Linked DNA regions of Homo sapiens: region 1 is linked to region 2. The links are chromatin contacts, found by Hi-C or POLR2A ChIA-PET in ENCODE. All regions are on one chromosome and are shown on one strand. The core of a region is the stretch at or near the end of the contact, and the rest is flanking DNA. Distances in the headings are between cores, read along the strand shown.

Region 1 (4,763 bases), core at 1,687-4,186, 350 kb after region 2:
TCTAGTCCAGCAGGACTGGAGTCCTTATAAAAAGAGGAAATTTGAAGTCAGACATGCACACAAGGAGAAGACAATGTGAAGATGAAAGCAGAGGTTGGGGTGATGCAGCAAAAACCACGGAACGCCAGAGGCTGCCAGCAAACCCCCAGATGCTGGGAGGGAGGCATAGAACAGATTCTTCCTCACAGACCTCAGAAGGAACTAATCCTGCCAAAATCTTGATCTCAGATGTCTACTCTTCACAGCTGTGAGACAATAAATTTCTGATGTTAAAGTCACCCAGCTTGTGGCACTTTGTTACAGCAGCCCTAGAAAATTAATACACTTTCTTGATCTAAATCAGACTCCTAGTTCTTCCTCATACCACCTCCTTTGTGGTACTTACCAAATTTGTAAATATTTTTCCCTGTGTGTCTGTCTGTGTAATGTCTATGTCTCCATTTTTCTCCAAGCTCAATGCGACACCAGTGTCTGTTTTGTCCACCACTGTCCACCCAACATTTAGAAATGAAGAGTCCCTTCATAAGCACTTTTTGATGAATACCTGGGCTGTCCGGCCATTGGAAGCAGAAATGCAACTGTTAAAGGACCACAGGCAGCGCTCCTCAGAAAGAAAAGCCAGAATGCAGGATGGTGCACACTGACAGGCTGTCTCAGCAGCCCTCTTTCAACAAGGTAAAAGATGAAGGTGGCCGGGCACGGTGGCTCATGCCTGTAATCCCAGCACTTTGGGAGGCCGAGGCGGGCTGATCACAAGGTCAGGAGATCAAGACCATCCTGGCTAACACGGTGAAACCCCTTTCTTACTAAAAATACAAAAATTAGCCAGGCGTGGTGGCGAGCACCTGTAGTCCCAGCTACTTGGGAAGCTGAGGCAGAAGAATGACCTGAACCCTGGAGGCAGAGCTTGCAGTGAGCCAAGATCGTGCCATTGCACTCCAGCCTAGGCAACAGAGCGAGACTCTGTCTCAAAAATAACAAAGGGTGAAGGTTAGCGCTGACCTCTTTGGCACAGGCTAGTCTATTCAGTTATCTAACTGGATCAGGCAGAGATCAGGAGCCTGAAGTAAGTTCTAGAAATAGAACCCCATTCCCCTGGAGACGGCAGACCTAAAGGAAGCATCACAGCGTGCATGTATTGTTGAAGAGGCAGGAGGAGTGTTCCTCTAGAATGGCAGCAACAAGCAAGCACAAGGAACCAAGCCCTTGGCAGTGGAAGGAAACCAGCTGAAGCAAGACAAGCAGAAATGATCACAGTAGCTACCACTTATTGAGTCTCAAGTGAGTGCCATGCTGAATGCTTTTCTTACATTATTTCATTAAATCCCCATAACAGACTCACCAATAAGTACTATTATTACCATTTTACATGAAAAAACTGAAGTTGAGAGAGGTTAAGCAATTTGCTCACGGGCACACTGTTAATGAATCATAAGCTAGAATTTAAAGCCAGAGATCTGCTGTTTTGATACTTTCCTAGCTTTGCAGCCTTGCATAGAACTGGCCTTGATGACTTTCTTTCATGCTGTGATTACCAAAATCTGAAAAACCTACATGTTTTAGAAAGCATTACTTACCAATAATTGCTTACTGTCTATCTCCACCTATTAGAAAGCAAACGTCTTGAGATAGCAAATGCATACTCAAACTTATTAGGATTTCGATCCAGTGAACAGTAGGAGCTCAAAAATATTTGTATTAGGAATGAATCAAATAAGCACTTATTGACCACCTAGATGTACTTTAGAAGACATTAATGTTAAAAAAAAACTTCATATTAGAAAAAGAACCCTTACAAAACTACTGCACTAGAATGAAGCATTTATCTTTTCCACTTTTCAATTGCGAAGTACTGCAATATAGTTAAAGTTTCTGTGAATAAAAAACTATTCTGTGCTGCCCTATAGAAAGTTCCCACCCTTAGTTTTACAAACTTCCCTTCTCTGTATATTCATTTTCTTCTTCTAGCTGCTTGTGCTCAACTCTCCATTGGATTCTCTTTTGCATACCTATCCCAGTTTTGCTTGCTAAACCAGGAACTTTTTGTTTTAAGAAAATATTCAGGGGCCCAGGGGAGGGATAGCATTAAGAGAAATACCTAATGTAAATGATGAGTTTATGGGTGCAACAAACCAACATGGCACATGTAAACCTATGTAACAAACCAGCACGTTGTGCACATGTACCCCAGAACTTAAAGTATAATTTTTTAAAAAGGAAAATATTAAAGGTAATCAAACAGCAGATATTTTCAAATTAGATAACTCTAAAAGATAGCTAAACCTATTAAGATTAGGCAGCTGTTGATGATAAACCTCAGAATAACTTTCTCTCTCCCCTAATACAGAAATCAGAAATCAACTGGCAGGTGCACAAGCAAGATACCAAATTCCCGTTTCCCAGCCAAGCTCCTGTGGTGAAATTGTTCCTTGGCAAATGTCCCTTTTTTTTTTTTTTTTTTTTTTTAACTTTGCCTTAAGAGGAGGAAAAGCTGCCAAATGCCAACTTGGAGAATAGTGTACAAAATGCTAAATATAAAGAGTTGAGGAATATCAGGGGCTATTTTAAAAATTAGTCTCTAATAGAGCCTGTAGTATCCTCATATGTCTAGGAAACAGCATGGCAGTCATGTTGGTTTACACCAAAAGCAATAATTCTAGGTTCAAAAGCCCAATCTACAACAGCGCTAGTAAATCTCAGTATCTTTCAACTGAAGGCCAACCTATTTAACATTTCCTGCACTCAACAGCACAAACTCAGAAAATGAGAAGCTAAGTGGAAAAACAAGTGATCAGTGGAGTTGAAAGTACTTCTGCTCTCTCTTCAGATATGACTTGGAAGTCAAATATTACAATAAAAGAGCTCACCCAAGGCTCAAATCTTGAATAGTAACTCACGCTGGTCATAAGCTCCACAATGGGAGGCTTTGAGGGGCAAAAACGCATGCATTTTGTACCTTGATATTTATGATGTTCTATCGCCACCTCCTGGAAGAAAAGACCAAGAACGCCAAAAAAAAAAAAAAAAAAAAAAAAGGGTGCTTAGTATTAAGGCTTCCAGTGAAGATAAATTTCTTCAATTCTCAAGAAAGGTAAAGACATTCTGCAGCCGCTGACAGTTCCATTTCAGATGAATTAGCATAATGTTGGGCAAACAGCAAACCTAAAAGGCAAATGTTCAAGACTCTAGCGTCAGTTATTTGCCAGCAAAAGATAACATCAAACATATGAGTAATGAGCCTTTAAAGTTGCCAGTCCCCAGGGAAGATTTGAGTTCTCATTAGTAAAGAGATATGAGATCCCATTTTGCCAGAGTCAATAGCACCGCATGAACACAGAGAGATACTAGAAGAATAATTTCCACACTTGGCTCTGAAAATAATCATCCTTATCTTTGCATTTTAAGTCTCAGAATTTGGCAAAAGAGTTCTAAGGATTTTAAAACATTAATAACAAGACTAAGAATGTTCCCAGATGAACTCTTATTTCTCAGACTATCTTGTTGGAGTTATTTACACATATGGCACAAACAAAGCCAAATGAATTGGAATATTTGACTTTCTCTCCACAAGATCTTACCAGTCTTTGTTTCTCAAGGTTTAGTTTGCATAAGGACAAAGGAATACAGTCGAATACTTAAAAGTATTATTTTAAAACACACTTTTATCTTGATAGTTATGTCTTTTCCATCAATATCTCTATTCACTATGTGAAAAAAAAAAGTCATACAACTTCAGAGTAGAAAGCATTTCAGTCCAACCACTTCACAGTCGCAAATCACAAGCTATTCACCCAGGAGGAAGAGCTGCTAAAGTCAATTCCCACTAAATTTCACCAGGGGCAGTTTAAACCTTCTGTTCTGTCTAGACATTTTGCCCTCCTCTGCCCAAACATCCTGACTTTTAAGGAGTTTTACAGCTTAGTCAACTCACCAACATCCTGAAGTAGGCTGAGATTGCAGATTTCTTTTCTGAATACCAATTATGCTTATTTATAAAACACAGAACATGGAGCAGAGAATTTAAGATTTTAGAGCTGCAAGTCACCTTCCTTTTATAATCCACAAAAGTGATTTGCTGTGATACCTGATGGCCTCTTTTGGAAAACAGAAGGCTTGAACACAGCATTGAAATGTGTCAGACTTTCTTTTTAAAATTTTTTCAGCTTCTTTTGAGGGTATATCCTGTAAAGCACTATGAGAAACATCCGAAAGACACAATTCTTATCCCCCAAAAGCCAATTATGTTGTCTGACTTCGGTTTCCTAAGCTACCCACAAACTGAAAGGCAAGGTATGGTGGTCAAAGAGTAAAGTCGACGTCTACACAGAAGCTTCCCTCTTTCCCTCAGCTCTGCCTCTTTCCAGTGCTGCTCATGTGATATGATACTTAGTCAAGCTTACTTTTTAAGTCAGCCACTTCGTGGGAACACTTTCCGGAGTGATGGCCAGCAGAATAGCTAAACTTTGTTACTGCCAAACCTCTTCTTGAGACAGGAACTCTGCCTACACAAAGCAAAAACAATATTTCAGCATCCCACCCTCCCTTTGAACCCACATTTGGAGTCATAGTTTCAGTTTTCATAACTATCCGGAAAACTGAAATGCTTCACTGGCCCACAACCAAACTCTTGGGCTCTTTTCAAGTCTGCCATCTCCCCCTTTTCATTCCACTTCCTCCCTCACTGTGAAACCTTGCTTGCTTGGACACTCCTGTAGTTTTAGACACCTTCCTGTCGATCTTTGAGCTATTTACCAGCTGAACAT
Region 2 (5,190 bases), core at 123-2,622:
AGTTCTCAGGCTCAGATGGCCCTGTCCCCCAAAGCTCTACCTCCTCAACTTTTCTCCTGAGGATTGAGTCTCTCTCCTTTCCCCATGCAAGCTCTCCACGGAGGAAAGTCTTGGTTTCTCTTTGATGACTTGGCCTTCCTATAAAAATTGTAGAGAAGCTGATTAATAACAGCATGAGGGGACTTTAATTAATTCACTTTCTCCCACCAGGCATTAGACATATGCAGGCTGTGCTACAGCTAAACTTTAAATAACCAAGAAATGTCAAAAGAGAGATGTGGCATCCACATTCCCAAGATGATATGGTGCAGGAACAAGCATTTGGCTGGGTTTTAGGAACCTTGTGTTCCATCCTCCCTTCTTCTGCCACAAACACACTGATGGCATGAGGTGGGTCCCACTGATAATGTGCATGGCACATTCTTTACAAAGCATCTTCAGATCCATAAGGAAATCCCATCTTCTGCCTGAGCTTTATTTTGTCCCACATCCACTCCCCCACACCATCCCACACACCATCATTATCCCAATTCCTCCAGCTTGCCATCACTCTAAGCAGAAGATAATATTTTAAATTAATCTTCCGAGGCAGGCGGATCACTTGAGGTCAGGAGTTCGAGACCAGCCTGGCCAACATGTTGAAACCCGGTCTCTACTAAAAATAAAAAAAAAAAAATAGACGGGCATGGTGGCAGGCGCCTGTAATCCCAGCTACTCGGAAGGCTGAGGCAGGAGAATCACTTGAACACGGGAGGTCGGGAGGTGGAGGTTGCGGTCAGCAGAGATCATGCCATTGCACTCCAGCCTGGGCAACAAGAGTGAGACTCCATCTCAAAAAAAAAAGGAACTACAACTTATAACTACAACTTATATAGCACCTACTACATGCTACCTATAGCAGTATTTAAAGTTACCTCCTTTAACACAGTGTTCTAGAGAGGTGGGCATCATCAACCCCATTTCACAGGTAAGACCTGGAGCTTACATTTGTTGTTTTAAGTCACAAATCCACTTCAAGGTGGAGCCTGAATTTGAGCCTATCTGTCCATGCTGTCTACACTACACTCTCTAAGCAGCAAATGTCACTCTGGTTTTATTTTCCACACTGTGATTTGGTCCTTCCTTTCACATTCTTGCCTACATAATTATTCTGTCTTCTTTAAACTGCCACTCTCGTCTCCAAAAGAGAAATCACTTTTTAAACTTAAAGTAACATAGAGCAAACACTACCATTTTGAAACGGGAGCACCTCTCCCTGGCTCCCACAGCACACCCTGAATCTGGTCTATGCTGGGTTTGTCTGGAGAACTAGAGGCCGGGCAAAGATTGTGGACAGCTGTGCCTTTATGAGGGTCAAAGTCTGCCTCCTAGGACTGTGAACAGAAAGGAGGAAGTTTACCCATGGCCATATGCTGACTACACAGTGTCCTCCTTCCCTCCTCTCATTCTGAGTCACCAGGGAGTCCCGTCTGTTTTTCACAGGTTCCAGCTGAGGCACCCAACAGCAATGATGTTTTGTGAAAATAGTGTGTGATTTGGATGCAAATGATCCTGGGTTCAAGACTTGCTTCTGTAAAGAAGAGAATACCACACTCTCCTCTCCCAGTCATGTGGGGAGTTAATCGAAACCCACGGAAAGTGCATTGCATAAGGTGGGTGTCTGATAAATGCCCACACCTTTGGCTTCTCCTCTACTGATAACTCTTTTTCCCTCATCTTCCTGATGTAAAAGGTGAGTGGGAGCCTTTATGCCTTTCCCTGAAAGTAGAAGCCAGCCTCACCCCAGCCTGTGAGGCTGCTGAACCAGCCTCTTGCCCTTTCCTGCGTTTCTCAGGGCTTCCACCCTCCCCTCAGGCCCTTTCACCTCTCCATGTCATCTCTTTATTCAGTTCTCCACCAAGCCTTCCCCGCTACCTTCAGGAAGCTTTGCAAACTGGCACGAAACCCTAAATTCACAGTATAGAGTCTGGAATGCACTCCCCACTGCTTGGTGATCCGTCATACCATACTGTTTTCTGCTTATCTTTCTCTAAGACAACCTGTACCCTCAATCTGGTGCCACTTAACATGGCAATAAGAGTGTAGTAAGTAGGGCCACTTCACATGGTCTCATTTATGTAGATGCTTGTTCTTTCAAGCTTGTCACCCCCAATTCAGTATCTACTATAGATACATTGACAGGGCTTGGAAATTGACCAGAGTATGGTCTTCCGTGCCTTCAAATTGCTGTGTGGGGCTTCTGAGAAGACAAACTTTGGAAATTGCCCCTCTTTTGCAGAGGATTCAGCGGAACTCAGGAATATGCCAGTACCCACCTACCCTGTGATAGCCAGCCTCTAAAATAGTCTCCAGCGATTTCTGGCTTCCAATACTCACACTCTAATATGGTCCCCTCCCACACTGTATCAGGGTTGGTGTGTAACCAGTAGAGTGCAGGAGGAGTGGTAGATACCACTCTGGAAGAGAGATTATGGATGTCATTTGGTCCTGTCTTGCTTTCCCTTGGATCACTTGCTCTGGTGGAAGCCAGTGGCCAGTCTCATGGACAGTTGGGCAGCCCAGTGGACGACCTAACAGTTCGACTGCCACTTCATGGAAGACCCTGAGCCAGAACAAGTTAGTTAAGCTGCTCCCAGATTCCTGACCCTCAGAAACAGTGTGAAAGACAAATACCAGACTGACACATTTTTGGCAAGTTTTTGTGCAGCTATAGATAACTAACACAAACTTTCTATTCCAAATTGCCACTATTTACCTCCCCCTGCAGAAATGTCCACCACTTACAAAGGTATAGCTGAAGCCCATCTAAGGTGAGCCAACTTTACTTATAATTGAAAACAAATTATATGTACTTTAAAAGTATTTGAGCACCATTTTATTGCCAAACAATACACCCAACAAAGTCAAACAACCTAACTTCCCTTAACAAGAATATCAGGTTTGTCTATATTATGATTGGAAACAAACATAAATTATATTTGTTTTCCTAGACAGTCTAAGGTTTCAATGGGTTGCTGTAAAAGAATTTGAAGAAAGCTGCACCAACTGGTGTTTTGAAATTCAAATACCCTTAGTTTAAGCCACAATAAATGAAATAAAACCAGTACATGAAATAAAACCATCACCCTATAAGATTGTTTTTATCATCCAAAGAGAACGCCTCTCACAATAGATTGATGTCATGTACATGACGTAGTTCACACATTCCACTGTCTTCTCTTGACTATTCACAGTGTGCTTGGCACTTGTGTTACCGATAGAAAGAAATATTTCCTTCAGAAATTCAGAATCAAGATCATTTAGAGGGAAAATAGTAGTAATCCCAATCACCAAGTCACTATTTTGCATTCTGCTTTACCTAGAAACTATTATATATTATATACTTTAAAATAGTTCATATACATAAAGTATTGTAACCAGAAATATTAATTTATAACTATTTGCTCCATGGAGATCCTCAAAGCAAAAGATTAGGAATGAAGCAAATTTCAAGGAATTTAAAATCAGGGATTTTATTCTAAGTTAGAAAGAAATGGCAGCCATCACTGGTTCCCTAATCTGTAAGGCCCAGTCCAAAATGAAAACACAAGCCCCTTCTTCAAAAATTATTAAGAATATTAAGAGGACAGCTAGAGCATTAAACTAAGCCCTGGGCCTCTGAGCATGGGAACCTATGAGATTGCACAGGTCATATGCCCATGAAGCTGGCCCTGGGGGCAGGATACATTTTGTAGCTTCTTGAAGAGGTCTCTCCAGAGGTAGGTGCTAGAAGCAAAGGACAGGTAGGACCAGAAAGCATCAGTGTATGGTTACTGAGTGACACAGATAATCCTTTATTTATTTAACAGTAACTAATATTTCTATTGTACTTTATAGTTTACAAAGCTCTTCTGCCAGATCCAGTATCTCATGTATTGAAGCAACAATTCTATGAGATATTCATGTCACCCCTCTTACATACAAGGTGAAGTTGGGTCCAAAGAGGTCAAGTGACTCATTGAAGGCCACTCAGCCAGCCAGCATGGGACCTAAATGCAAGTCATTTGACCTCAAATCCAATTTTCATTCCACATGCTCAACACAGCCTGGTGCTAAGAGTTGTGGGTTACAAAGAAGCACAGAACATGAGGTCTGCAGTCTAGCAATTATTCACTAATGAAAGATGGAAGGTACACAGATGGGCATTGACAGTTTGCGTTTATGGGTTGTTTTCACATCTGTGGGTGTGACACAACTTCACGGCAAACACCAACCAAATTCCAGGTTCTGATTCCTAATTCCTTCTCATCTAACCAACTACCCTCCCTCCAGCAACAGCGTCAGACCTTAGTTCTCCAACAGTTTCTGGACTGGACAAATACAATGTCAGCCTAGCAATCTCCAGCTCGTATTGGCCCTATTATGTTACAAGATCCAGGACTCTGAATTTTCTCTTTGACCATTGCACAAAGTCTTTTAAAATATAAAGCACACGGCTTTATCTTTAATAGAAGCTTAGGCTGGGCATGGTGGCTCACGCCTGTAATCGCAGCACTTTGGGAAGCTGAGGCAAGCAGATCACCTGAGGTCAGGGGTTCGAGACCAGCCAGGCCAACATGGTGAAACTCCGTCTCTACTGAAAATACAAAAATTAGCCAGGCATAGTGGTGGGCACCTGTAATCCCAGCTACTCAGGAGACTGAGGCAGGAGAATCGCTTGAACCTAGGAGGCAGAGCCAAGATCACGCCATTGCACTCCAGCCTGGGCAACAAGAGTGAGACTCCGTCAAAAAAAAAAAAAATTCTTTATTAGTACTACTCTTAAATGGCATTATTTATGATGTTAGCTTTTAATTGGTAACTATATAAGCTTGATTAAAATATTTCCTCAATTCTAATTTATAATTTTTCTCATTTCATAATTTTTCTCATTTTATATCTTTGCCAGGATAAGAAGTCCAATGTCCAGTGTAAGATATTTCCCTTAAATTCCAGCTTTATTTCTGACTTGCTCTAAGGCACTGGCTCAAGCTCTTAACTTCTATATTTCAGTTTTTCACTGGTGGGTATTGCTTGCCTGGCTTGCAAGAATGCTTGAGAAATTCTGGCTCTAAGAGCATGGGGCACTTTAAAAGTACAAAGTATCATTATATTTATGATTACAACTTGCTTGACAGTTTCATAGTGCTATAATATAGGAAATATGTATTT

Evidence for each region. A loop is a pair of places that touch in the nucleus more often than their neighbours do. ChIA-PET counts read pairs that join two places held with the same protein, here RNA polymerase II (POLR2A). Pooled maps may share reads with other maps.
Region 1: a pooled map shows a loop between it and region 2 (5-fold over the local background). The contact joins two enhancer-like sites. A Hi-C loop is called at or near these places in 1 of 37 single-sample maps with no recorded cell type and 2 of 50 pooled maps. POLR2A ChIA-PET finds 5 or more read pairs at or near these places in 2 of 52 experiments (activated CD8-positive, alpha-beta memory T cell and naive thymus-derived CD8-positive, alpha-beta T cell).

What each region holds. Positions count from the first base shown.
Region 1 is chr12:67,354,249-67,359,011 of GRCh38, reverse strand. No RefSeq gene overlaps it. Among named protein-coding and RNA genes, the nearest start is that of LINC02420, 86 kb to the left of the region's middle. Within about 2 kb of position 2,936, at least 2 of the 41 ENCODE cell types and tissues checked have a DNase peak (open chromatin) inside an H3K27ac peak, as active enhancers do.
Region 2 is chr12:67,706,978-67,712,167 of GRCh38, reverse strand. LINC02421 (long intergenic non-protein coding RNA 2421) reads left to right here. Exons shown (of 5, transcript NR_110063.1): 5 at 1,483-3,121. Among named protein-coding and RNA genes, the nearest start is that of LINC02421, 20 kb to the left of the region's middle. Within about 2 kb of position 1,372, at least 2 of the 41 ENCODE cell types and tissues checked have a DNase peak (open chromatin) inside an H3K27ac peak, as active enhancers do.